5 separate regions of the Mus musculus genome follow, and all the other regions are linked to region 5. The links are chromatin loops, found by intact Hi-C in ENCODE. Cell type or tissue: heart. All regions are shown on one strand. Region 1 overlaps Cyb5r4 (cytochrome b5 reductase 4). Region 2 holds the start of Cep162 (centrosomal protein 162). Region 3 has its middle 6.7 kb from the start of Gm22830. Region 4 holds the start of Ibtk (inhibitor of Bruton agammaglobulinemia tyrosine kinase). Region 5 holds the start of Pgm3 (phosphoglucomutase 3).

Region 1 (5,000 bases), 450 kb before region 5:
CTAGTAATATATAACATTATCATTAAAATACTAAATGAAATGTGAAACAAAAGCAAATTACTAAACTTCTAACGACTATGATGTCAGAATAACCATTAACAAAATTGATAGTAATTAACATATTCTATGGAGCTTTTAAATAGTGAGGAAACTAATGTTCGTTTGCCAATTTGGAGGAAAGGGTACTGATATAAGCATCTTTTGAAATCCATGTAGACCCTCTCCTATTAATTTAGGAAAATTAAGTTTCCTATTCATTAATCACCATTATCTAACTTTCTCCAAGATGTATGGGTGCCACACAGAATATAGATTGGATATACAACTGTCTCCCTATGAACAAATAATAAGAAGGCTGTATGCTAACTGAAAAATAAATAATCTAATTTTAAAAACTACAGTAATTTGTAACAGCAGATCCACCGGTCCCTTCTCCCACTGAGTCTTTTCTGTAAGCCAATCACCATCATTGCTAAAGGAAATCGAGATGAGTTCAAGTCTTCCCGCAGAGGAGACAGTGCACGCCACATACTGAGACCATCTCTAGAATTTTAATAAAGTGAATTGAGAAATCTCATAAACAGCTGCCACCTGTGAACATCTGCCGACATTTCAGAGTTCAAGCCCACCCATCTCAAATGAATGCAAGCATTTCCTTCCTCCAAATGTCTCACTGCTAAGTCCACGCATACAACGTTCTGATAACGTGAAGCCACTTACCTCATTAAAAAGATCTGTTCCATCGGCTCCTGCGGCTCTCATGAGTTCATCCTCCCCACCCGGATGGTACTCCATATAAGGGCTGACGTTGTAAACAAACCCTGCATCAAAGCAAGGAGAAACGATGTCCAAATGAACTTCTTACAAATTGTAAGGCTTATAAATATAAATTCTGATAACTCTCTCCCAACATTTCATTTAGGAGTTCATTTTTTTCAAAGTAGTAAGAGCTGCAATGTCTAAAATTCCACTGATCTTGTGAGCTAGCTAATTAACCTGTCAGTCTTTTGGTCTCTCTTAAATAACATGGGACTTGCTGCTTAAGACAAGGAAGTTTAATACTTACATCAATACCTGCAACTAGAAAAGCAACACTCACATCAGCTCCTTGATCCTTAGTTTCCACAGAGCTATGTGAAGAGGACCCTGAGACCTGTACACTCCTATTCCTCCAGGAGAGGATCCTGGATAAAGAAACTGGATAAAGGTCCTTCCTAAATGCCAGTGAAAGTGCCAGCTCTCTGCTGTGAGGGCAGCCATGGCCTTTATTAAGCTGACCCATGAGTAAACTTATTGTCTAGAACAGTGTCTCTGTTCATAAAACATAAAGAAATGCAAAAGATCACTCAGACCACCCACTAAATATGTCTAGATTCAGAACTGCAGCACATTCCACTGTAATTTTAAGCCCAGATCCATGTGATGGTGCCCTCAGACAGTCCCATCTTAGACCCACCATGGGTTAGTGCCAAAGACCTATGTCTGTTTGTCTATCTTCCTGGTGAAGGTGCCACAGTGTCCCAGGCTAGGTAGGTAACTATGTATGTGAACCACCACGCTCACCATACAGAATTAAGGGTATCACCATGTTTTAGGTCACATGTTCACTGACTAGAAAATTTTCATTTCTTTTTTATTCTATTCTATAAGTTACAGAGCCTCATGGAAGAGCCCAAGGACTCCAGAGGAAGCTCAAAAAAGACACTTCTAGTGGTGCAAGGTGAAAATTTTTTTCCAATAAAACTAAAATACTATGTTTAAAATTCTTGTTCTTTCATAAGTGTGGGGTTTTCTAGAAGCTACATGGACATGTGATTTGACACTGGAGATAAACACACAACAATACATATGAACTGTCATCTTTCAAGCTATATATTAGAGATACTAAAATCAAAAATTATGTATTCCTGAATTTTTCATTTAGAAAAGTTATTTTAATAAACATAGGTACTATGTACAACGTATAGTAGTTTTAATAAATTAATTTTAAATATTTTTACATTTCTTAATTTTAATTAGTGGTAATGTTAAGAGACATCATGCAAAAAAAGCCTTCTAATGTTCTCAATAATTGTTAAAAGATTAGGAATTATTTCAAGACCCAAAAACAGTCTGAAAGCACTCAGGTGATTAAAATTAAACATATTAAAAACTTAATTTTTGGTTTTAACATTCAATCAAATATTAAAGTTCTAGACTACATTTAATAAATGAATTTAATGTCTATCATGTATGTAACAGTATTATATGCCATTATAGAACAGCATTCTTACTTACTTAAATTTTTACCATTGTTAATGATATTAGCCCCAAAATACATAATAGGAAAAGATATGTTTATAAGGTAAAAACAAGTCACCATTTTTCAACTTTACTGGAGTTTCTTCTCTAAGCCTGAGTCTAAGGACTGTGATGACTGCGCCACCTTGTGTTCAATAAAGAAACTGCAGCACCAGTTTCCTTCTGTCTAGAGATGCTTACCTTGTTCTAACAACTGCTGAACGGGATTAAAATCCACAACTCTGAATGACAATTATAACTCTGTCCCTCGGTTCTTCTACTGTCTGTTATGTGCTTTGACGCTTTGTTATCACACATCAACATGGTGCTCCTAATGAACTGATTCTTTGTGTATGTGTGTGAGTGTGAGTGTATGCACGGGTGCATGTAGGTGCACATGTATGTGGACGCCAGAGGTTAACTTCAGCTGTCTCCTCATTATGCTCTAAGACATAATCTAAACTCACCGAATCTAAAGCTCATCAACCTCTGGTCTCCACAGACACACATGGAACAGTGTGCTCATGAGTGTGCATGTGTACGAGCACATGCATATACACATACAAATATGTATAGGTGCATACAACACACATATGGTTCCCTTTAGAGTCTCAGAGACCCTTTTCCTAAGAGCATTCAATCACAAGGCTCTGGATGGGCAGTTATGCCATATACTGGGTGCCCCTGAACGTTTTAACTGCATCACCTTGGTGTTAAATTTCTTGGCAAACACCTGCTTCCTTTCAAAGGGAATGCAACATAAGAATGCTACAAAAGACTTCCATCCCATTAGTTCCCTGTCTTCTGCATCAAATGTAAAAGGTTATACAAGGGAAAATACAGTTCAAAGTGAGAACAACATTATTTATGATCCACTGAGGCAATTTTTGTTACCAAGTCTGAAAGCCCAGGCGTTTCTGAGATGTTTAGTAAATGCCGCTTACCTCTTATGCATATCCAACAATCTTCTTTCTTGTTGTGCTTCTTAAGCTCTTCTTCAGTTACTTCAATTAACCCGCCCTTCAATCCTGTTAAGTCCTTTCCACTCTTGGTCAGTCGGATCCAATCCATAAGACTCCTGCCTTGTTTTAAAGGTACCTAGAGAACGGAAAACAAAAGCTATGTCTGGTTCTAAGTTGGCTGCTTCCCTCTCCTCCTCCGTCAATTTGCCTTTGGACTACTGTATCCATCCTTTATTAGCCTTAAAAAAAAATCCTACACAACAAGATCCCATCTCAAAATAAATAAATAAATAAATAAATAAATAAATAAATAAATAAAGGGTAAAATGACAAAACTACAACCCAACAATTCTACAACTTCTCCCATCTCGTGTGTGTGAAGCTGAGCTACTGCATTAGAAGTTTACTTTATCTGCCATTTTCAACAGGGAAGGTCCTGCCATGGAGCAGCTCAGGCTGGTTACAAAACTGGCAGCCATCAATCCTCCTGAGTTCCCTTTTATTTTCTTTAACTTTAAAAAAAAACTTTTAGCCAAAGTTCTTACTTTTGATTAACTTTAATTGATTTATTTTTTTATTTTTATTACAGGGAGGGGACTCTTTTGTCTAGTTCAAGATGTCCAGGAAATTCAGATGCCTAGAATCTTAAACAAAATACTATTTAAGATACCGACTATGAGATAGGACTTTGCAATTCTGTCTCACAAACTTTCTTCATAATGGCAGTAAGGAATAATAGACACAGTACTGAACCCAAAGTCAGAATTTAGAATGTCCAGGTCCTAGCTCTGTTACTAATTATGTTATTGATGCCATTTTGAACCAAAATTTGTGACCTTAACAATCAAGAGATCTGATAGAAGATATGCCAAAGATTGGCTAAATTCTCCCTTTCTGAATTATCAATATAAACAGAAAATCAGAAATTACTGTGCAACAGTGTTTGCGACAAACCCACTGATAAAGTATACCAAGCACAGGAAAACACCATGAGGAAGGGTGTGGGGCGAACATGAGCACAGGACAGCCACATCAAGGACTTCCAGGCCTAGGAGAGAGGGGAATTGGTACAGCCCTTTTCTAGTCTTAAGTGTGAATGTTGACAGCGTATGTAGAAACTATCAACCACAGCTTCCTCCCCTGGATGACTGCTCGCCTATAGAGACATCCCACTAAGATAAGCTAAACTCGTCTCAGAGATTGCCTGAAACCACGGCCACCACCAAACACCCCATGGTGGTGACCCCTATACATTTTTTTTTCCTTCACAACTCTTGGAAACTTGTTTTTACTGTGGGTATTAGTGACCTTGGCATGATTTTTTTTCTTACTAAGAACTCTGACATTTCCACTCACAGGAAGCATTTCATGGCTTCTCTTTGGATAGAAGAATTTCCACTATTGTTAGTCCGACACTTGGACCATTACTTGAAAACATGCACTTCCATTTTCAACTATCTATCTGGAAACAAAACAGATGGCTACAGGGCAGTACATACACCTTAGACACAGGACAAGACAACTCATGCAGTTGACTGTAGATAACAGGAAAGATGGGACCTGAAGTTATGAACTGGGGAAGATTACAGTGTTTATAATGGTGCCCTTTACAGAAAATATATACCCCGCCTACATGATTTAGTAACAGGACATTCGGAGTTCTGTTTTCTTTTACAAAATACATTTTCAAGATTTTAAGGTGACAGATTGGATGGTCAGAAAGTGTTCCCCCCAAAAAACACACTTAATAAACCTGTT
Region 2 (5,000 bases), 680 kb before region 5:
TCTCACACACATGCATACACACAAGCAAAAACGCAAGGCTTCTATTACTTTAGAGATGGCTCTAGTGTGTGGTGGGCATAGTGCATGCACTGAAGAGGTAGAGGCATATGGATCTCTGAGTTGGAGGCCAGCTTGGTCTACAGAGAGATGTTTCTAGGGTATTATGTGAATATATATGAATTAGGTTATCATACATAGAACACTGTGGGGAGCCGCACTCACATTTGCCATTATAAGATGGCGCTGACAGCTGTGTTCTAAGTAGTAAATAATCTGCACATGTGCAGGGGCAGTTTTCCCGCCATGTGCTCTGCCTTTCTCGTGATGACAACTAGGCCGATGGGCTGCAGCCAATCAGGGAGTGACACGTCCTAGGTGGAGGATAATTCTCCTTAAAAGGGACGGGGTTCTGGCACTCCCTCTCTTCGTCTCTTCGTCTCTTTGTCTCTTTCTCTTCGTCTTTTCCTCTGCTCTCTTCCTCTGCTCTCTGCCTCTCTCTCTCTGCCCCTCTCTCTGCCTCTCTCTGCGTCTCTCTCTCTCTTCCTCTCTGCCTCTCTCTGCCGCGCTCTTCCTCTCTTGCTCCTGAGTAAGCAATAAAGCTTTGCCGCAGAAGATTCTGGCTTGTTGCGTCTTTCCTGGCCGGTCGCAAACGCGCGTAAGAGAACACTAGAGCTCAAAGGGAAATCTAGAACAAGCACAAATAGGGTTTTCATATTAACTAAGGTTATGTCATAGAAATTTGTTTTCTACAATCTTGCAACACCCTATGAGAAAATTAGCAACCCCCACCAAGAATTGTTTTAGTAGTCTGGTGCGGGTAAAGCTGAATTGGAAAATCTAACGAAAGATGGATAAGGTGAAAATAAACTAACAGTTTGGGAGACGAGGCCTAACTTTCTGTTTCCCAGAAATGAGACCCTAAGTCCAGGAACCTGTGGTCAGCAAACCAAGCCACAGGCAGCCAATCTGTGGACACCTTGTCATCTGGCCTGAAGTAAGAATAGGTATCTAGAATGGATAAGAGATCCCTCCCCACCCCAAACCTGGGAAGTCTCCAGAGCCCTAACCAATTGTAGAATCAGTCAAACTTCTAGAGATAGAGCTAACCAATCAAGGCAAAATGGCACAAATTCCTCCCTGGAATTCCCCTAACTGACAAATATAAAAGCTAGGCCTGCAAGCCCACTCACTACATGTGTCCATTCCTGAATGAGGAGACCCCTCCTTGCAGGAAATTCTGCTGAATAAACATTCTTTGCTTTTGCATACTACTTAGTTTAGGGTATCATTCTCCCAAGATCTTGGACCCTAACAAGTTGATGGTAAAAAATAACTATGGTGAGTGAGACTGAAATGAGACCTCAAGTGGAAAAAAATCCCCCAACTTTCTCAGCTTGTGTACATGACTAGCCACCATAGCTCTTCTTGCCGCACTCCTTTAACAGTTGTCTGGGCTACTTGTCTGCTTCACGGAACCCACGTCTATAGGGCATGGAATGTGCTCAATTCAGTATGTACTAAAAGAAAAGCCATAAGCTGAATTAAGTTGACTTGTAAATTGTAAAATTTAAATAATGTACATAATGCTCTCACCAAGCTTAAAATGGTAGCTTAAAACAGGTCTCTATTATTGCATTTTAATCGGATAGTTTCTGGCTTGTACACACTCAGATGTCAATATGCATTGTTGAGTGAAAAGTTCAGGCCAGAAAGGAGGTACAGAACTATGTATACCAGAGGCAAAGACCTTTACTGTTTGAAGATTTTACTTTCATTCCAAAATGTTGTCTTCTGATTTGGTGTGCCTGTGTATACGTATCCAGAGAGCGAAAGAAAGAGGAGAGAGAGAGCGGGTAAAAAAGTAAAATAAAATAAAAACTCAAGCAAACCACTGCAGAAGAGAGCTTTGAAAAGCAGGATACCAGAAAAACCAGAGCTGCTGAACTAGTGCAAGGCTCTCACTGAGAATCTTGGTATTGTGTATTTTCAAATGCTTGTCCACTGGGTGGCGGACATCTCTTCTAACACCGGAATTATTTCTAATGCATTTGTACTTTTCTCATAACACCCACACAAGGCTTATTACTTGAAGGAAATCAACCCTCTTACACCGTTTTTAAAACTTTCAACCTGGACAGTAGCCTTCAAATGAAAAGGGTGGGAAAGGCTGGAAAGAAGAGCAGCTCGCTGCGGAAGGACGAGCACAAAGGGACTAAACTACAACTCCCAGAAAGCCACGCGCTGGCTCTAGATGGTGCGCTTGCGCCTGGGTCTTCCCGGCCGGCTAGCTGAGCTCGGGATTTCCGGGAGTAAGAGAAAGCGGGATGTGCACACTGCTGCCGCGCCCACGTCCCTTACGGCCGCCACATCCTGCAGAGCCGTGAAGGTTCCAATCTTTATTTGAGAGTCACCAGAAGACTGACAGCTTGTCTGGCTGCTCCCTGGGTCACGTGGCAGGCAGGATCACGTGACACCCGGGAGCCCGCCTGTAGGGGTCTGTTGCCCTGACAACAGCCCGCTCGCCGGGACTTTCCGGGAGAGCGCGGGCTCCCAGGAGCAGGTAGGTGAGGCGTTGTGGCTGTCTGCGACCCTGTTGTTGTTTCCAGGTTGTACCTCAGGCAGGGTCTCCGAACTTTGTTTTGCGCATTACTCCGCTCCTCTGTCGGGACTCCAAGTCTTTGCTTCGAGCTAGCCCCCAAATCTGCGCTTCCTGCAGCCTGGACTGAGCTGAGGGCCCTTTCGTGGGGTTTGCCTCTGACTAACCTGTTTGTCCAACTCCTCATCCTGACCCTAAGACCTCTTAGTCGAAAATGCAAATAAAAGCACTAAGTATTCCACTGAAAGATGGTGGGCAAACCTGCTGCCGTCCCTTAGAAAAGAAAACTAGCGTTTGTTCGTGTTGCCCTAAAGAGTTAAATCCAAAGGTTTAGGACAGATCTGAAGATGGCCTCTCCTAGCTGAAGTCCAGCTTTGAGACAACTTGACTAGATCCCATTAAAGGTGCTCGCGGCATTGTTTCTTTTAGCCTGCCTTTGCTTCAAGAGAAACATAAATAGTAGTTAATGTGTGTCATTAACTTCCAAGGGTATTCTGTGCTCGTTGGGGATGTTTTAAGACAGGATTGCACTATATAGCTCAGACTAACCTGAAATTCAGGCTTGTAACTCAGGCTAACCTCCCAACTAAAGAGCTGTCTGTCTCCTAAGTGTAGAAATCTCTGGGATGCACCACTAAATTCTTTATTATATTCTGAGTCTTATAAATTCACTTAGTTTATGTCTGGAAAAAAATCCTGATTATAGAAAGTCTATTTTGCAAAACCCTTAATTTGAAAATACGTGAATCCGGAAGCACAACCTGTATACTGTGCTTTACAAGAAAAAATATTAGTCTTTCCACTCCTGCTCTTTTAATTTTTTTTTTTTTAATATTCTCTGTGAGGACCTGGATTCTGAGAGGTATTAGCAGAGACAAATACATATACAGTGGAAAAGATCCTGGAGCCCACCTCTTAGCGACTGGATGAAATGTAATGATCAACCTTGAGAAGACATACTTCATAAGCTACTTTCCCAAGTCAGTTAGCTTCAATGAATTAGACCTCCAATGGTGTCTCGTAATTGCAATATAACTGTCAAGTTACATCATATATATGTGTGTACATATATAAAACTGTCTTGAGAAGTTGAAGTTTAAAGTAGTGTTGTTTTAATGATGTTTAATGATTGTTTTCCTCCAGAGGTGTTTATTTTTCCATCTGTTTCTGTCATTTAGTGTTTCCAATGCTGTGAATAATTTTAAGATACTTGCTTTGTGACGTGAAAATTACTAACCATGGCTCACTATTTCAAAGTAGACCTTGATGAAGAATTTGAACGGTTTATGAAGGAGGTAAGCTCAAGCTGTATTTATTGTAATATTTATTGTAAATTCATCTTGTAAGATCCATCCTTGAGTGCTTTCTTCTGAAAACATAAACCACCCCATCAGCTCATCCCTTCTACCTGCACCTACAGAATTATCCAGCCGTCCTCAGTTCGACTCATTTCAAATGCTGCTGCCTGTTAGCTCAATGCCATCTTCTCACCCAGTCTACCCAGCGGTCCCAGTGAATGCAGCATTCCCTCCAAGGTGCATGTGTGCACGCGCTCACATGCAAACACAAACACATGCACACACACACACACACACACACAGAGAGAGAGAGAGGGAGAGGGAAAGGGACGGAGAGAGAGAGAAAGAGAACCATGTTGAACAAATATTTTGCTCAATTTCTGGTTATAAGGGAGTGGTTCAACCTAATTTTTTTTTAAAGTTAATTTTCTTCAGTTACAATTCATAAACCATTCAGTTCACCCACTTAAAGTTTGTATGACAACTGTTTTAGAATTATATAACCTTCACCATAGTCAGTTGCAGAATGCCTGTATCATTCCTAAAAGGAAACCCTTATCCTTTAACCATTACTCTTGGCTCTTTGTCCTTCCAGCCTTGGGTTATCCCTTACTGCTTTGTCTCCAAGTTTGGCTGTTGCAGATATTCATAGAAATGGAACCATTTAGGATGTGTGGTCTCTGAAGTCTGGCTTCTTTTACTTAGCATGGTGTTTTCAGAGAGTGGTTTGCCATTTTGTGGATATAATGCTTATATGTTGTCAGTTGACAGCATTTGGGATCCTTCCATTTTGGACAGTCATGAATAATGTTGCTCTTAATAATCACGCAAGTGTGAGTGTGGATGTATGTGAATCTCTTCTCAATATTTGCCTACACATGAAATTGGCTAGTCGTATGCTCTGTTATTCCCACCAACCATGTATTCCTTTATGAAGGCCTTGATTCTCATTGTCTTTACTATCTGAGGGCCAGGGATTTGGTTCCGTTGGATGATAATAACCTGCAAAGCGGTGAAGAAAATCTTGATTGGAAGGGCGGATACTCATCCTTTGTCTTTCTCATCTTTGCCATAACACGGAATGGTCAGTGGTTCTATCCCTGTAT
Region 3 (5,000 bases), 790 kb after region 5:
CTCACTGTTCCCAGCATTCCCCTCTCAGCCTCCTGCTTACTGTCCAATGTGAGCCCTGGCTGCTCCTGCAGTGATGCCTTTGCGCCACCACCATGGACTCTGACCCTCTGAAACCATAAGCCCAATCACACACTTCCTTTTCCAAGTTGCCCTGATCTTGGTGTTTTGTCACAGTGAAGAGAAGTGGGTAGGATAATGAGCTGAGTGGGAATCCGTAGCAGAGTTGAAACTGTGTGTGGATCTGGTGATCTGCCTCCTTCGTGTCACTCAGAACTCTCATAAATTGAGTCACACATCTCAGTCATGTTCTCTCCCCCACACCCAGCTCGCCCTACCATAAAACGCATCATTCACGTCTCATTTCTCAGCAAAATTATGAGACATGTTGAGTGCATTTTCACATTAATAATATTTTAGCTAACAGCACTTTCAAGAATCTACAGACCATTTACCAAGGAAACTAAATTATTTTAAATACTAGCGTCAAGATTAATGAGCCGAAAGCCTTTCTAAAGTAGTAACCTCATGTTTTACTGTGGGTAAAAACACAATTCCCCGATCTCTGAAATTCAGCATTCTGTATTAGATTCTGTCTTAATTAGCGAGAGAAAAAAACAAATAAACATTGCGCTCTGTTTTTCCATCATGGACTCTGACCACAGCTTTAATGGCCGCCATGTTTTCTCTAAAGCAACTCAAATGACTATGAAGCCCTTTCCTAATGTAAATGTATCTTTGGAACAGAATTGTTGCAAATGGGAAGTAAAATTTAAGTTCTTGTCATCAAAAATAAGGGTGGAGGTTAATCCATCTTTTGTTTTGGTTTTCTTTCTGCCCCTCTTAATAGGTGCTCTGGGTACCAAGGTATTCCCCGCTGCTGAGAGACACACATTCTGTCAGAAAGGACACAGTGTTTGTAGGCTGAAACACATAGGAAGAGGAGAGAGTTTACTGGGTGGATGTGTGCAAGAGGAAAGCTCAATAAACCAGTGTTCTTCACATTTCTCCATTCCTCCCTGGCATTGTTAGACTGGTCATACTGGCCACTGCAGGAATGGAGATGGCCTTCTTCACTTCTTTGACATTTGACATCCTAAAATTGTGTGTGTGTGTGTGTGTGTGTGTGTGTGTGCGCGCGCACATTCCCTTTCTGGAGAAGTGGTGCAGAGAGATAGCAGTTGGTGGCACACCACCTGTGTGGAATACAGCCCCAGTGTTCCTGAAGAGTGGAGTGCACACAGTCAGATGGTCTGGGTTATCCCTACCCACCATCAAGTCTCAACCATATTTTTCTGTGTGATTATAACCAGATGTTCTCAATTCCCGAGGCTCCAAATACAGTTAACCTTTCTTTCCTAAACTGTTCTAAATTCCTGACCTTTCTCTTAACTTAAAAAAGTGGAATAATACAGACTCTGTAGTTATCCATATTCTGATTTTTCCTCACAGTTTTGCAGTGCCCCTTTCAAACATCCTTTCTTTCTCTGTGCTTTTTAATCTTATAATGTTGCTTTTTAATAGCAACCCGCCAAAGCTTTCTGTGTGTCACTTAAAAGAAATATTACAAGACGAACTGTCTCCTTTAGTCCAAGAGCTATGGGATTATTTGCATGTGTAATCCGTCCTTGTCTTCTGCCAGCACTGGCTTTTCAGCTCCAATCCTCCTGATGTAGCAAAGGAATGAGTTATATGTTACTGATAGAACACTAAGCCCACGATCTTCCCAGGCTCCGGCAGCCCTAATGGGAACCAAAGGAAATTCAAATTATGCATTCTCTCATGAATTTATTTCTCTTTCCTGTCTCCCCTCTCCTATATTGCTAACTTTCTTACCTTTTTTAAAATTCAATTTCCTGTCTGTCGTGTAACAACCCTAAAGCTGCCTTTGAACCATTCTCAGAACCAGTCAGCATTTATTGATAGAGATGTAAAGTATTGATGTGTTGCCTTGTAAGATGGTTAGGTTTATCATTAAAGGCTTATTTATAGTAATAAACCACCAATTTCAGAGATGAACTGGAGTGCCTTGCCTAGTTATTTGTGTTTATACAGTGCCATCTAGTGACAGATACATTTAAAAACCCCGTGTCGTTGGGTCAGATTTAGAATCGCCAGGTATTAATAACAAGTCTTTGGAATCCCAAGGATTTTGTCTATTTGACTGGTTTGGTTTGGTTGGTTTGGTCATTTGTTTTTGTGGAGATTGGTTTTCACTTTTCTCTCCCATCCTGGAGTTTCTTGTTGATGTCAGGAGTTTGAAAATCTAATTTGTTTTTTGGAGCACAGAAAAGGCTACAGTCTATTTTATTATTTAGAGGGATTATTGCGTTTAAACTTTGGACTTTTTTATACTCTTTTACCCCTGCCTGTCACAATAAAATAAAAAAAACATACTTTGCTGCTGAGATTAGGTGTTATGCCAGGAAGCGTTCGTGAACCCCAAAAGACCACCAAGGAGATGTTTCCAATGCAATAATAAATAGCATTAGGGTCTCTTTATTACAAGCTCTGGCTTGGGATCTTCTACAACCCAACTCTGACAGGGCAGGATTGGGAGGGAAGGCGAAGCAGCCTTGAACCCTCAGCAGAACAAGGTTTTATAGGAAATGGAAGTAAGTAAGGGGGCGTCCATCCTGACACGTATCTTACTAAATGTCTATTGTAAACAGACAGGTGAGTACTCTGAAGCCAGACCATATACAATCACAAAGGGTCTGAAAGCACATCTGAAACAATCTGATTAACTGTTGCTAGGAAGTAGCTAAGGGGTAATTCTGGCCAAGGACAAGCCATGGGGTCCTTTCTGGTCCTTGGGCCGGTCCCAAGATGGAGTAGGTTTGGCCTCTCATAGGGAAGTGTGAGTAATCCAACAAAACCAATACCATCGGAGCACTGCTGTCCTTTTTAAACTCTCTGACTTAAATCTGTCCTTAATGTTTTCATGCATGGGAGTCTTTAAAAGGTGTCTTAATTGCACTCATTGAAGAGATACATCTGTGAGGATGGAATCTAGGTTTAGGAGCCAGCTCCCTTTTAGGAAGATTGAAAAATGTTAACAACCTTCCCTCTGTCCACATGGAAAGAAAACTTCGAAGATCCTTCTCAGAGCTGAAACTTCTGATTTGTATGATTTGTGCTTCTCAGAATGCATTTACTCTTTCAGAGACATCTATCTTGTCCTTGGAGGCGGCTTTGCTTCCACTACGTTGTATTTCTAGGATGGGGGTCTCTCTCCTGTTCCCACCTCTCCAGCTGCGGGGTTTCCAATGTCCTTCCACGTTTCCCAGGGCCTCTCTTCACTGGGTTCTCACCAGCCCTCCAAATCGGAAAGTGTCAATCACCACCTCCCGCCCCGCCCCCCCCTCTGCTGGTGGAGCCCCTTTACCTGTGGAGGGCTAGACTTCTTCAGGATCGCTTTCACCTTGTGCCTTTCTTACATTGTGTAGCCATCTTGGGGATGAGCAGGTAGACGTGAAAGCAAATTAAAGCACAAAACATGCTGAGAAAAGTTTCAAATGTTTCTGACTCATTGGAGAAAATTAAAGATATAACTTTTAGACTTCGTATGATATCTGCTGAATTTCCTAGTATAACCCATCAGCTAGATTCCTCCTCAGGAATAACAGTCGGGTTTAATAGTCTCCTCAGGGTTCCTTGACACTCAGGAAAAGAATTCTTTGTCTTTTCATCACCAAGAAACAAACATGAGTATTCTCTTTCAGAGTGGCAGATGTTTAAACCGGTTCATTGTGTTGAGTACAGAGATGTTTCTGCTTAAAAGGACTCCCACACCTTGTGCTTCATTTCAACGAAACCACTACAGCATTCTTCTTTCTGAAGTAGCCTGGGGAGCTCTTGATCTCTTCCAACACCACTCCCAGACTCTTAACTCCAAGGCTCTATTCTGTATATGGCATTAGCGGTGATTTCATAATGAGCGGTTAGAACTGACAGGCAGCACAGTTTAAGTGGTTGTTGGGATCCTCGTTGATTAAAGATTTTTAAATTAAGCACCAGTTCAGTACTCGGTGTTATTTGAAAGGACCAATCTTCCACAGCAGGAAGTTTGGTGGAAGAACGCCAGGCAGTGTTCACTTCCAACCTTCTCTGGTGGTGCCAAGTTTATTTTATGTTAGAAATGGAACAGCATTAAGCAGCAGATTTCTAGAATGTAATCATTTAATTTTCACATCAAGATCTGAAGGCAGTTTAATTAATTTTAATTGCATAACTAGATCCTTCCTGTTATGATACAAGATCGTGATGAATACACTATCTTACAACCTTAACTATGGCAAAAACTCTCTCTTCTCTCTCTCCCTCTCCTTCTCCCTCTCATACTCACGCTTGTACACACACACTTTACATACAGAAATTTATTTATTTAAAGTAATACATAATCTATAATTCTTTGTTGGCATCTCTCCTATTTGAGTGGTCATTCACTTAAATTTTTCCCAGGGAACCTTTTTTTTTTTTTAAGAGAAAGGGACTTTCTCCTTTGTTGTTTCAGGTTGTCTAGTTCTGGGCCTTTACAGGAACCTATAAGATATTGTGCTGGTTAGTTTTTGTCAGTTCTATACAAGCCAGAAATATTTGGGACAATCACATATTCACTTCCCCCTTCCCATCCCCAATTCCTTTCACACCTCCCCCAAAATGTCCCCCCTCTCAGCTGTCTGCTTCCTGCCACAAAGATCATGGATTAACCCTTCAGAACTGTAAGGAAGCCCCCAATTAAATGTTGTCTTTTATGAGAGTTGTCTTGGCCATGGTGTCTCTTAACACAATGGAGCAGTGACTAAGACAGAAACCTAACTCTCACTAATACAACAGTGTCCAGAGCATTGAGAGGTAAAAGCTCAAGAATGATCAGGTGATTAGGCTGCTGCCGTTAGTGATGGATTTATGCCATTATGTCAGCATTGTGTACCAGGAGACTAGATTAGTGGATTTGTTATAAAGGTGAATTTCTGTCTCTCCCCCTCCCTCTCCCCTCT
Region 4 (5,000 bases), 820 kb after region 5:
CTTTGGATTCAATAATCATGGAATTACAGTTTCACAGGATGTTCTTAGAGAGTTATGTTGCTGTGCCTTTTCATGTTTCTTATGGTTTGTGTGTGTGTGTTAAAGTTTTACATCTCTTCAGTGGAATATCTCTCAATGCATTTTAGCTGTATCTGAGTATTTTCACATTAAGAATCCTTTCCCAGAGAAAGTACCACTCAGAGAGGAAACAATGAACTATTGTAACAGCAACAACATCAAACTGTGCAATATAAGAATACACCAAAGCCAATTAAGTCTCGGTATATCACCAAAGATGCAAAACAGAAAATGGCAAAACTAATGTGGAGTCTGGCATGAGATAAACAGTCACTTATGGTTAATATTGTAATAGATAAAGGAGTCAAGGTCTTAGCAAACTGGAGCAGAAGCAAAGTTAAGTCAAAGGAAAAAGAAGAGGAGTGGAGAAGACTGTTATGGAAGGAAAGAAAAATGAAGAAGCAGTTAGCAAGAAAGGGAAAAGAACTCCTCAATAACGAGAAGGCTCAAAAATAAATTAGATAAACATAAGGGAAATAAAAAAGAAGACATAAGCTTCTTTACAACTAATAAGATAAAATCCAAAATATTACTAAAAGTACACTAGGAAGGAACACAGAAACAAGTAGGAAAAGAAAAAGATTGCCCAGAATTGAAACAAAATGCATAAAAGTTTTAGAAAAGGTGTGAAGGGGAAAAAAACCTTAAATATAATAACCACCAATATTGCTAAACCTGCATAAAAGGGGAGAGCAGAAGCAATGGGAGAAGAGGAAACGAAAAGGATGAGGAGGTGAAGCCGGGTCCTTCTGTCTCAGCAGCGATCACGCAGACCATTTACCCTCTGGTGTTATGTGCTTCATTCTCACCTTGGGGTAAAAGCTGCACAGTTTGCTTTCATTCTACAGTAAAAGATTAAATCTTTATTAGCTCGGAATGTTTTAACTTATGTGGCCACCTAACACTACTGCATTTATGATATCAGTTGGTGCCACCAACTAGATTCCTTTTAAGCCCAACAGTGTATAAAAATATAAAACTCAGGCTGTTCGTGTCATAGATAATAAATAACGTTATGTCAGAGTCTCAGTTTGGTCAGCACCGCGGCAACTGTGGCTGATAAGTTTTACTTTGTAAGCAGCTTTCTAATATTCTCTTTCTGATCCTTGTTGAAGCAGGACCAGTTTCGTCCCCCATCTCCAACGGCAAAGACATTCATTCCTTGGCATGATGCTGGTCTTTCTTTTTCTGCTTCACCTAGTTATTTTCTACTTCTTCCCTAGTTTGTCATTTTTTTTGGGGGGGGGGGTCAGATGAAACCTCTTATTTTCTTTCACAGATTCGTTAAAGTTGCAATTAATTTTTGTGTATATGATTATGGCCGTATGGACATTTTGTACCCCCAATGCTTACAAGCGTTTGAGACATGGCAACTTCTAGGTGGTGTTACTGTGTGCTTGGCACTCTGCTAAGTGCTGCGGGCGTCTATCAACACATTTTCACTACAGCAACATGTATTCCATTCCCACTTTGCAGATGAGGAAATTAAGGCTTCAGAAAACCTAAATGACTTACCCAATACAAAGAAGAGACAGATAAAAGATGTGAACTCAGGGCAACACATTTATTTACATCACTAGCTTCCAGATCACTGAGCGTCTTTGTTCATGAGTGTGTACACAGCTTCCTTCCAAGTCACTGTTTATACATTACAGAATGGGTCAGAGTAGGAAGTAAGAAAGCAAATTAAGTCCTTGCACTGGGAGGAGAGCTGGGGAGCTAGGTCTGTTTCCATCTCTCCTTCAGTTTGATCTAGCAACTTACTTTCCTACAAAGTCTACAAAACAGGCAATTGGGCTGAAGCAGTCTAAGAGGGTATTGAGTTTAACTCCGTTTAATAGATGATGGTGTCAGTGGCTCATACAGCAACACAAACAGGGCCGAGGTTCAAACAACTCTGGGCTCCAAGTGCTGTTTTTCTCTGAGTCATGCTACTCCTCCCTGAACACATGTTTACTAAGGCGCCTCTGTATCAGACTTCAGCAGGAGTATGTTTTCCGTTCTGGACTGATTATTGGCACACAATTTGCAACCTTTAAAATGGCTTGTAGATTTAAGAGTTCAGGGAGGAAAACCTATTGTAAGCCTGGCGTCAGGCAGACAGATGTGACCCAAGTCAGCAGCTGGTCGCACAGTGGCGATCTGAAAAATCTATGGCGCCTTCTGACAAAAAGAGAGTGACACTCAGACAATCCGGGCACAACAGGCGGGGCACAGAGCAGCAGGGCCCAGTCTTGGGGAGAGGACACCTCTGGTTTTCCAGTTATCCCACTACGAGTGATCCGGGAAGCAACTTTTCTAAGATGCCCACGTTTCTACGGAGTGGTGCTTGGGCATCCAGCCAGTTCCTTGTTTCCTCCATCCCAGCCTTAACCTCCTTTCCGAGTGTCGACCTGCGGGGAGACAGATCTCCTAGGGTGACATCTGGCACCAAGAGGGGCAGTACTGGTTCTGAGTGTAGGGCGGCAGCCAGTGTCGACCGCACCAAGGCCGGCAGGGGTCATGCTCCTTTGGGATACTAGGGAAAGGCCACAGCTGAGGTACTGCCACGCTAGGCCTTGTGGGCAGGCCCCGACCAATCACTGTGGGGCATACACGAACTCCGGCCAATCAGCGCCCGTCTTATTCCCGAGTCCCGCCCGCTCTAGCTCAGGTTTCCCCGAACCCGGTCCCGGCGCCGACAGTCGCGGCTGTCGCTTTCCGTGCAGCCGTCCCCGGAGCTGACTCGGGCGTCCCGGCTCCTGGCTCCCTTCGTTGTCCCCGGTAGCTTTCACTAAGGATGAGTCCCTGCGCGGCCGCGCGCCTGCCCCGCGGAGACCGCCGGCGCACCTTCATCTAGCGACTGGTGAGGGCGACGGCGAAGGCGTCCTGCCAGCCCGGCAGGGGAGCGGGGCCCGGGGAGGGAACTCGCGGAGGGGGCGGCTGCCGAGCTTCGCGCCGCGTGGCACGGGCGGGTGGCCTGGCAGCGCAGCCCCGCCGCCCCTGCCAGCTAATGAATGGCCTTGTCCCGCCAAGTGCTACGTCGCCAAGCTGCCCGACACGCCCTCCAGCGACGATGCTTTTCTGGTTCCGAGGGTTGACTGGTGTCACCTCCCTTGGATCCCTTCCTAGAGGCTCCCATGTCCCCTAAACCCTTGGTGGAGTTTACAAAGTTTGAGTTCCCGCGGGCCTTGCTGAGTTTGCAGAAGCAGGTCTTGCTCTGAGCATTCGCTGCTGGGTGGAAGTGGACTGGGGTCTGTTCTGCAGAGACAGGATAGAGGGGCCTTTTGTTCGTAGCTATCAGGTTGCAAAGGCATTTTGGATCCGAGGGGAAATGGCCAACCCTGATTTAAGCCGTCTTTAACTCTGTTATCTAACACAGTCATAAAACATGAGTCGTGTTAGTCAGAGGGGATATTTTTCAAGGAGGAGAAGTTGAGTAGCACCTGTTTCCTTTATCTCGAAGTAGGTAACATTTGAAGTAGTTCCCCCCCCCCCCCCATAGTTAGTGTGGTTACCTCCATATGCAAATTACCAAACGTTTTGTGTGTGTGTGTGTGTGTGTGTGTGTGTGTGTGTGTTTTTCGTCATCAGTTCCTCACTTCTCAGTGGAGTTACTTTCATTTGTTTTTATTGATTTGGAGACCTGCTTCACCGTACCTGAGGACAGAACTATTTTCTAAAACGTGTTTTCTAAAAAAGTTTTTGCAAAACTTGAGTCACATCGCAGCTTTACAGTTTTTCAATTGGATATGTTAATCTTCGGTTTTTTTTTTTCTTTTTAGTAAATCTTGTTTGAAGGGCTTTCTGTGTGCCAATTTTTTTTTTCTGTGTGCCAATTTTTGTGTGATGATTTCATTACATTTTAAACGTTCAAGATGCTTGTGGATTATAAAATTCTAGACTGAATGAGTATGCCCAAACTTCTTTCTTTCTTTCTTCCTTTTTTTTTAAAAAATATTTATTTATTTATTTATTTATTTTACGCATATGAGTACACTGTAGCTGTACAGTTGGGAATTGAATTTTTAGGACCTCTGCTTGCTCTAGTCGGCTCTGCTCGCTCTGTTCAACTTCGCTCACTCAGTCCCTGACTGCTCCAGCCCAAAGATTTTATTTATTATTATACATAAGTACACTGCACCTGACTTCAGATGCACGAGAAGAGGGTGTCAGATCTCATTAAGGGTGGTTGTGAGCCACCATGTGGTTGCTGGGATTTGAATTCAGAAGAGCAGTCAGTGCTCTTACCAGCTGAGCCATCTCTCCAGCCCTTAATCTCACTTTTTACAAATGAAAATATTGAAGCTTTGAGAAAATTCAGAGGTTTGCTCAGGGTCCTTAGGGAAGCTACGTACTTGGGTCATGGTACTGAGCAGTAGCTGAGAGCTCACACCTGATCCGAAAGAGAGACAAACAGAGACTGAGACTGACCAGGCCTGGTTTGAGCATTTGAAACTTCAAAGCTCACCTCCAGTGACACACCTCATCTATCAAGGTCACAGCAACACACAGCCATACCTCCCAGTCTTTCCCAAACAGTTGAACTAACTGGGGGCCAAGCATTCAAGCATAGGAACCTTTGGAGTCCATTGTCATTCATACCACTGTAAACACGCATGCCCATCTGGAACTTTTTTTAAAAAATAATGTGATTTTAAAAAAGATTTATTTATTTAATGTATGTGAGTACACTATCTGTCTTCAGACACAAGAAGAGGGCATCAGATCCCATTACAGATGGTTGTGAGCCACCATGTGGTTGCTGGGAATTGAACTCAGGAACTCTGAAAGACCAGTCAGTGTTCTTAACCACTGAGCCATCTCTCCAGCTAGCCCATCTGAAATTCTACCTGGGCTTTGAAATATATATATATTTCAAATATATTTCAAATATATATATTTCAAATATATATATATATATTGTTTGTTTGAAAATTGCA
Region 5 (5,000 bases):
CCTTGTTGGAATGGGTGTGTCACTGTGGGTGTGGGCATAAGATCCTCACTCTAGTTGCCTGGAAGTCAGTCTTCCACTAGCAGCCTTTGGATGAAGACATAGAACTCTCAGCTCTGCCTGCGCCATGCCTGCCTGGATTCTGCCATGCTCCCACCTTGATGATAATGGACTGAACCTCTGAATCTGTAAGCCAGCCCCAATTAAATGTTGTTTTATTAAGACTTGCCTTGGTCATGGTGTCTGTTGACAGCAGTAAAACCCTAACTAAGACAATGAGTGTTTACTCTGGATGCATGTCTGTGTACCACGTGTGTGCCAGGTGTCCTCAGAGGCCAAAGAGGGCATCTGATACCCTGGAGTTGAATTGGCGATACAGACAGTTGCGAGCCATTCTCTGGGTACTGGGAACTGAAGCTAGGTCTTCTGGAAGAGCAGCCGGTGTTCTTGATCACTGAGCTATCGTTCCTGCCCCTTACTAGTTTTTAAAATGATTGAAGTCTCATTTTGATAAGGGCTGGTGGGACTTTAGTCTTTGAAAGTAGACAGTGCTGACATCACTGAAAATGTAGTTTGACCCTCCCCTCCCCTTCCCCCACCCCCCCACCCCCGCCGGGTTTTGGTGTGCCCTCCTCAGTGAGCATCAGCTCTTGCTAAGTTTCAGTGTGTACCGACCCATGGGAAGCAGTTGGAAAATACCAAGACCTGTGGGGGTGCAACAAAGCCATGCTTTTTTTTTTTTCATGGACATGACTAAACTAAGAATATTGCTTCTGCTGCCAGAGGTGCGTCTAACCAAGTGATAGAGTGAGAAGAGCAGAGCTCTTCCCCGCTTCATGCCTTCTTCTAAAAAGACAGATGTGTTAATCTGTATGTGCAAGAGTGTGGGCGACTCCTGAGACTTTAATCTGCCGTTGCTGTTAGAATCTAGTTTTACTAAAACACTTCAAATTGGGGTTTTAAAATAAGAAATGTAGTAAGCAGGCACTCTCTATGCTGAGTTTATCTGTTGTTTAGAATTCATTTCCAGTGATGAGGGGGTATGCCACGTATGTGCCAGCGTCATGAAACAGATGTCTTAAATTTATGAATTTGTATCTGCAGTCTGGTATGAGACATTAATGTGGGGCTCGGGACTTGCTTTATTCATTTATTTATTGTGTGTGGGTATGGGTGTTTTCCCTGCACATGTCTGTGCAGCGCATATGAACCTGGTACCTGAAGAATCCAGAAGAGGGCATGGATTCCACTGGAACTAGAGTTACAGATGGCAGCGAGCTGCTGTGCAGGTCCTCTGCAAGAGCAGCCAGTGGTGCTCTTAGCTTCTGAGCCACCTCTCCAGCCTGGTTTTGGACTTGAGACAAGTTGCTCTGGTTAAATATATCATTTTATTGATTTATAATGAAATGGTAATCAAGTGTGACTTTACACAGCAACCTGGAAACAGCATCACAGTTACACTGGTACAAAGTTAAAGGGCCTATTAGCATCAGCAGTCAGGAAATTCTAGAGCTAGGTTTTTCACCCAGAATTCTATATTGTCATTAGCCTTTTTATTTTGGTCTTAGTAACATAAATACTTAATGCGGTTACAAGCGTAGACATCTTAATAGGGTTCTAGGACTCTGAGCTTTTGCTTTCAATACCAAATAATATCTGAAAAACATGCTCACTCTTGTGTTTTCTCAGAAACTCCAGGAATTGGCCCAGGTTCATGTGATAATCATTCCGCAATCCATAGTCACCATGGGCCTCAAGGAGTAATTCCTCAAACGAATGGAAGAGGCGCAGGTCTTCACCGTCCCCCTCTGTCTCCACACTTTCTGCATGCTTGCAGGAAATGTGTTTCCAATTGGGGTATCTGATTGTGTGCCAGAATTCCTCACAGTGATTCTTGAAGCCCTCCACACAGATTATACCAGGCTTTCCTGTCATGCAAAATCCAGTCACATCTAACCTTTTTCCCACTTCCAAGATCTTTTTCCTCAGGTCCTGCTGATATATGTGGTGGCTATAGATCCACATGCGGAGGAATGTGTTCTTGACTGGCTTCGCCTGTACGGATGGCTCGTCCGACAGCTTTCTGGTGAGGAAGTAGGATGCGCTGTTGTCCTGCAGCCACTGGATGGCTGCACAGACACACAACTCACCTGGGTCGAAAGTCCCGAGATAAGCACTGAGAGCTTGGTTAAGCAGCAGCTGCTGTTGTCTGTCAAGCTCAGGTGACCGTCCAAACAGCTGCAGAGCCACGTATGGGTAGTTGTGAGGCATGGTTACTTGCAAATCAATGGTCACCTTAAAATAAAAACGACATAGATTTAAATACTGAGAAATCACACGAGCTAGTTTATCATGGCAACTGCACGATTACGATAGGAACAGTCATGGAGACTCTCAAGGGCCTGCCTGCCACTGAACAACGTATGCAGTCAGCTTTCCTAACCACCGCCGACCAGCGACGTGTGCTGGGTGTCCTGTGCTGGAACAGGAAGTGATGAAGTCAGACAAGATTCCTGCCTCAGACCGGAGCTTCCTGAGGGAGACCATGCTCACACATAGCAAGAATTTCATTTCAATTTGAGAGGCAGAATCTACTGTGGGAGAAGTTCAAGGTTCCACTGAAGTGTGTAATTAAGGAGATAAAATGGTCTGAGGGAAGGACAACTGAAGGCTTCGTAGGGGAGAGCGAAAACATTCTTCTAAATGTCCAGTCCACATGGTACCTGCTCTGCTAATGTTCCTAGGACTAAAGGGTCCAGAGCAAGGAGGTAAGTTTATATTTAACATTTAGGTTTTGTATGTGTAGTTACTATGCACATTCAGTGTCATTGAAAACCGATGAAATCCTAAACACTCATTAACTTCATTAAAGTCTGTCTGAATTTATGGACCATCTCATGTTTGGTACATTTTCCTTCCAAACGCATCCTGGGATTTGAAATTGTCTATTTGTTACCTGGACAGGAAGCTCATGCTTTGGGTTTTCCAGTTAACAAGTGGATACCTGGGGCTATGCCATTAAGAGCACTGGCTGCTCTTCCAGAGGATCAGGGTCCAATTCTAGGTTCCCACATGCAGTTCTGGCCTCCAGGGGGCACTGCATGCACATGATGAACAGACATACATGAGGGGGAAACACGCATACACATTAAAAGCAAAACACGATAGGCACCCAGAAACACTTAGGACCAATGAAAGCACCCACCTTGGGCTCCTCAATTTGGAGCGTGATGACAAATTCGATGTTGGGTGGGAGCGCCTCCCTGGTGCCTTCCAGATACCTCTTTATGTTTGTTAGGGCGTTTACATCTTCGAGTTTTACTTCTCCTTGATTAGGAAACATAGAAAACAGCATTTCCATCTCCAGCAGCTGAAGCTGAAGGCTTTCTTTTACTGACCCTGACATGTCTCCAAATCAGCCGGCTTGGAAACCTGGAAAAGGCCCAGAAATAATGGGGTTGTAAATGACGACTGGTGTCCAGGAAATTTTCCCAAGGTCCCTTTTCTAAGAGGCAGTCCCGCTGTTTGTAGAGAGCTACGGGCACGCATCCATACACTTTAGATTTCTCTCCTAGCCCCCCCCCCCCAATCTAGTACGCACAACATCCTTTAAAATGCTCCCTCAAACCCCAGAATCCTTGTCTCTCCTTCCCACCCTTGCCGGCCATTCTGGAGTCTGCGCTTTCAACAGGTGCTCGGGTGACAGATTTCGTGGCCGGTGGTTGCAAACACCTGTATTCCTGGTCAGCCTCAATCCCGGGAAAACCAGGGACCGGCCCGGGAATCCCACTTGGATCTCAAGCCTGCGCAGCTAGGAAGGATGCCTGCAGTGCGGAGGGGAGGGCTCTAGGTCATCCCCGCCGCCAGCCCCCATCCGCAGGCCCCCTCGGAGGACAGCCTCCCCGGACCGCAGTGGGGTGCAGCATCTCGCGCAGGTGCATAGGGACGCCACCGCAGAGCCAGGGGCTGGGAGGAGGGGTCTCAGCCATTTCCACTTAATAAAGTGACGCCTAGGGCTAAGCGGGTGAAGACCCGCGGGGATGACGCTGACCTCGCCTGGCAGGGGCTGGGCTGGGAGGTGATCTCGGTGGTCGGAGGGACGTCAACGCTCCCGTTCTTTAGGGACCCGGGACCCTGAGGCCCAGGCTGAAAGGCGCAGCTGTCCACCCCGGGAGCTAACCTTCGGCCCGCCTTAGCCGCCTTAGCCTCACCCTTTCAGATCACTCAAGCCAAGCAGCCCCGAACCCGCTCCGAACCGCAGCCGCAGTTCCGCGGGCGCGAGCAGCGCGCGGACGGCTGGGGGGCGGGGCTTGGCGCATAGGGCGGGGCCACAGACACCAACCCGCCGCGATTGGTCGGGGCGGGGCTTGGTGGTGCAGGGGCGGGTTCAGCGGCCCTTCCGGGCTGTGATTGGTGTGGGCGGGGCGTCGGGCCGGAAGCAAAGCTGGGCCACGTCTGCGAGGTCTGAGAGAGTTGGTTTGGTGCGCACTGCGCGGCCGCGTCTCGCCTGTGGAGAGAACGTTCTTGCTCCAGATCTAGGTGAGCGGGCGTGGAGAATGCCGGGCCGCTGTGGGTGGGGGTTCATCGGCAGCTGAGGCTGGGGCATGACTGCCGGACCTACCTATCCAACGCTGCGCGCGGCCCAGGTGCCTGAGGTCCTCGCGCTGTAGTGCGCGGAGCCGCGAGTCAATCAGTAGCTCGGAGCAGGATGCATCCCCAAGGGTGGCAGTTTGAATGAAAGAAGCAAACACTGTTAGGGCTTTTAATAAACATTGCCATACCTAATCGAAATTAGTTCGAGAACTCCAAATGCATTAAAGGGTGGAAGCATGCCGTTGTTCTATGACTGTGATTTTCCTTTGAGAGTTCTGAATTTCGTAGGAGTGGTTGACGCCCCTATGAATAATAGGGATACATTACCAACGGGTCATTTTTTTTTTTTTTTACAAAATTATATTCGTCCTTGTGGACAAAAGTTTGATAACTAAAGTAGCTTGGGAATG

The links. Hi-C counts contacts between places; a loop is a spot of excess contacts. Peaks named below come from ENCODE experiments on the same cell type or tissue, not always from the same donor. Only the 100,000 strongest peaks of a DNase experiment are listed, where the experiment ranks them.
Region 1: a loop joins it to region 5, with 2.5 times the contacts of the local background. A loop is called at or near these places in 5 of 42 quality-filtered maps.
Region 2: it touches region 5 in a loop (5-fold over the local background); 4 of 42 quality-filtered maps call a loop at or near these places.
Region 3: it touches region 5 in a loop (4-fold over the local background); 7 of 42 quality-filtered maps call a loop at or near these places.
Region 4: a loop joins it to region 5, with 2.1 times the contacts of the local background. A loop is called at or near these places in 9 of 42 quality-filtered maps.

Annotation. Positions count from the first base shown.
Region 1 is chr9:87,025,325-87,030,324 of GRCm38, reverse strand. Cyb5r4 (cytochrome b5 reductase 4) reads right to left here. Exons shown (of 16, transcript NM_024195.2): 2 at 3,225-3,378; 3 at 721-821. Among named protein-coding and RNA genes, the nearest start is that of Cyb5r4, 5.8 kb to the right of the region's middle. In heart, a CTCF peak has its summit at 2,431 (motif pointing left); no DNase peak of the experiment used is centred here.
Region 2 is chr9:87,252,823-87,257,822 of GRCm38, reverse strand. Cep162 (centrosomal protein 162) reads left to right here and starts at 2,291. Exons shown (of 27, transcript NM_199316.2): 1 at 2,291-2,560; 2 at 3,775-3,891. The coding sequence starts at 3,835. In heart, a CTCF peak has its summit at 2,022 (motif pointing right); a DNase peak (open chromatin) is centred at 2,382; H3K4me3 peaks cover 1,534 bases; H3K27ac peaks cover 1,281 bases.
Region 3 is chr9:85,776,707-85,781,706 of GRCm38, reverse strand. No RefSeq gene overlaps it. Among named protein-coding and RNA genes, the nearest start is that of Gm22830, 6.7 kb to the right of the region's middle. In heart, a CTCF peak has its summit at 2,062 (motif pointing left); no DNase peak of the experiment used is centred here; H3K27me3 peaks cover 503 bases.
Region 4 is chr9:85,747,054-85,752,053 of GRCm38, reverse strand. It overlaps Ibtk (inhibitor of Bruton agammaglobulinemia tyrosine kinase), which reads left to right and starts at 2,720. Exons shown (of 29, transcript NM_001081282.2): 1 at 2,720-2,923. In heart, CTCF peaks have their summits at 2,556 and 3,136; a DNase peak (open chromatin) is centred at 2,673; H3K4me3 peaks cover 2,899 bases; H3K27ac peaks cover 2,764 bases.
Region 5 is chr9:86,571,266-86,576,265 of GRCm38, reverse strand. It overlaps Pgm3 (phosphoglucomutase 3), which reads left to right and starts at 4,424. Exons shown (of 13, transcript NM_028352.4): 1 at 4,424-4,536. It overlaps Rwdd2a (RWD domain containing 2A), which reads right to left and starts at 4,278. Exons shown (of 3, transcript NM_001145969.1): 1 at 4,209-4,278; 2 at 3,203-3,429; 3 at 1,367-2,292. The coding sequence starts at 3,403. The coding sequence ends at 1,615. In heart, a CTCF peak has its summit at 3,083 (motif pointing right); DNase peaks (open chromatin) are centred at 3,085 and 4,395; H3K4me3 peaks cover 1,938 bases; H3K27ac peaks cover 1,018 bases.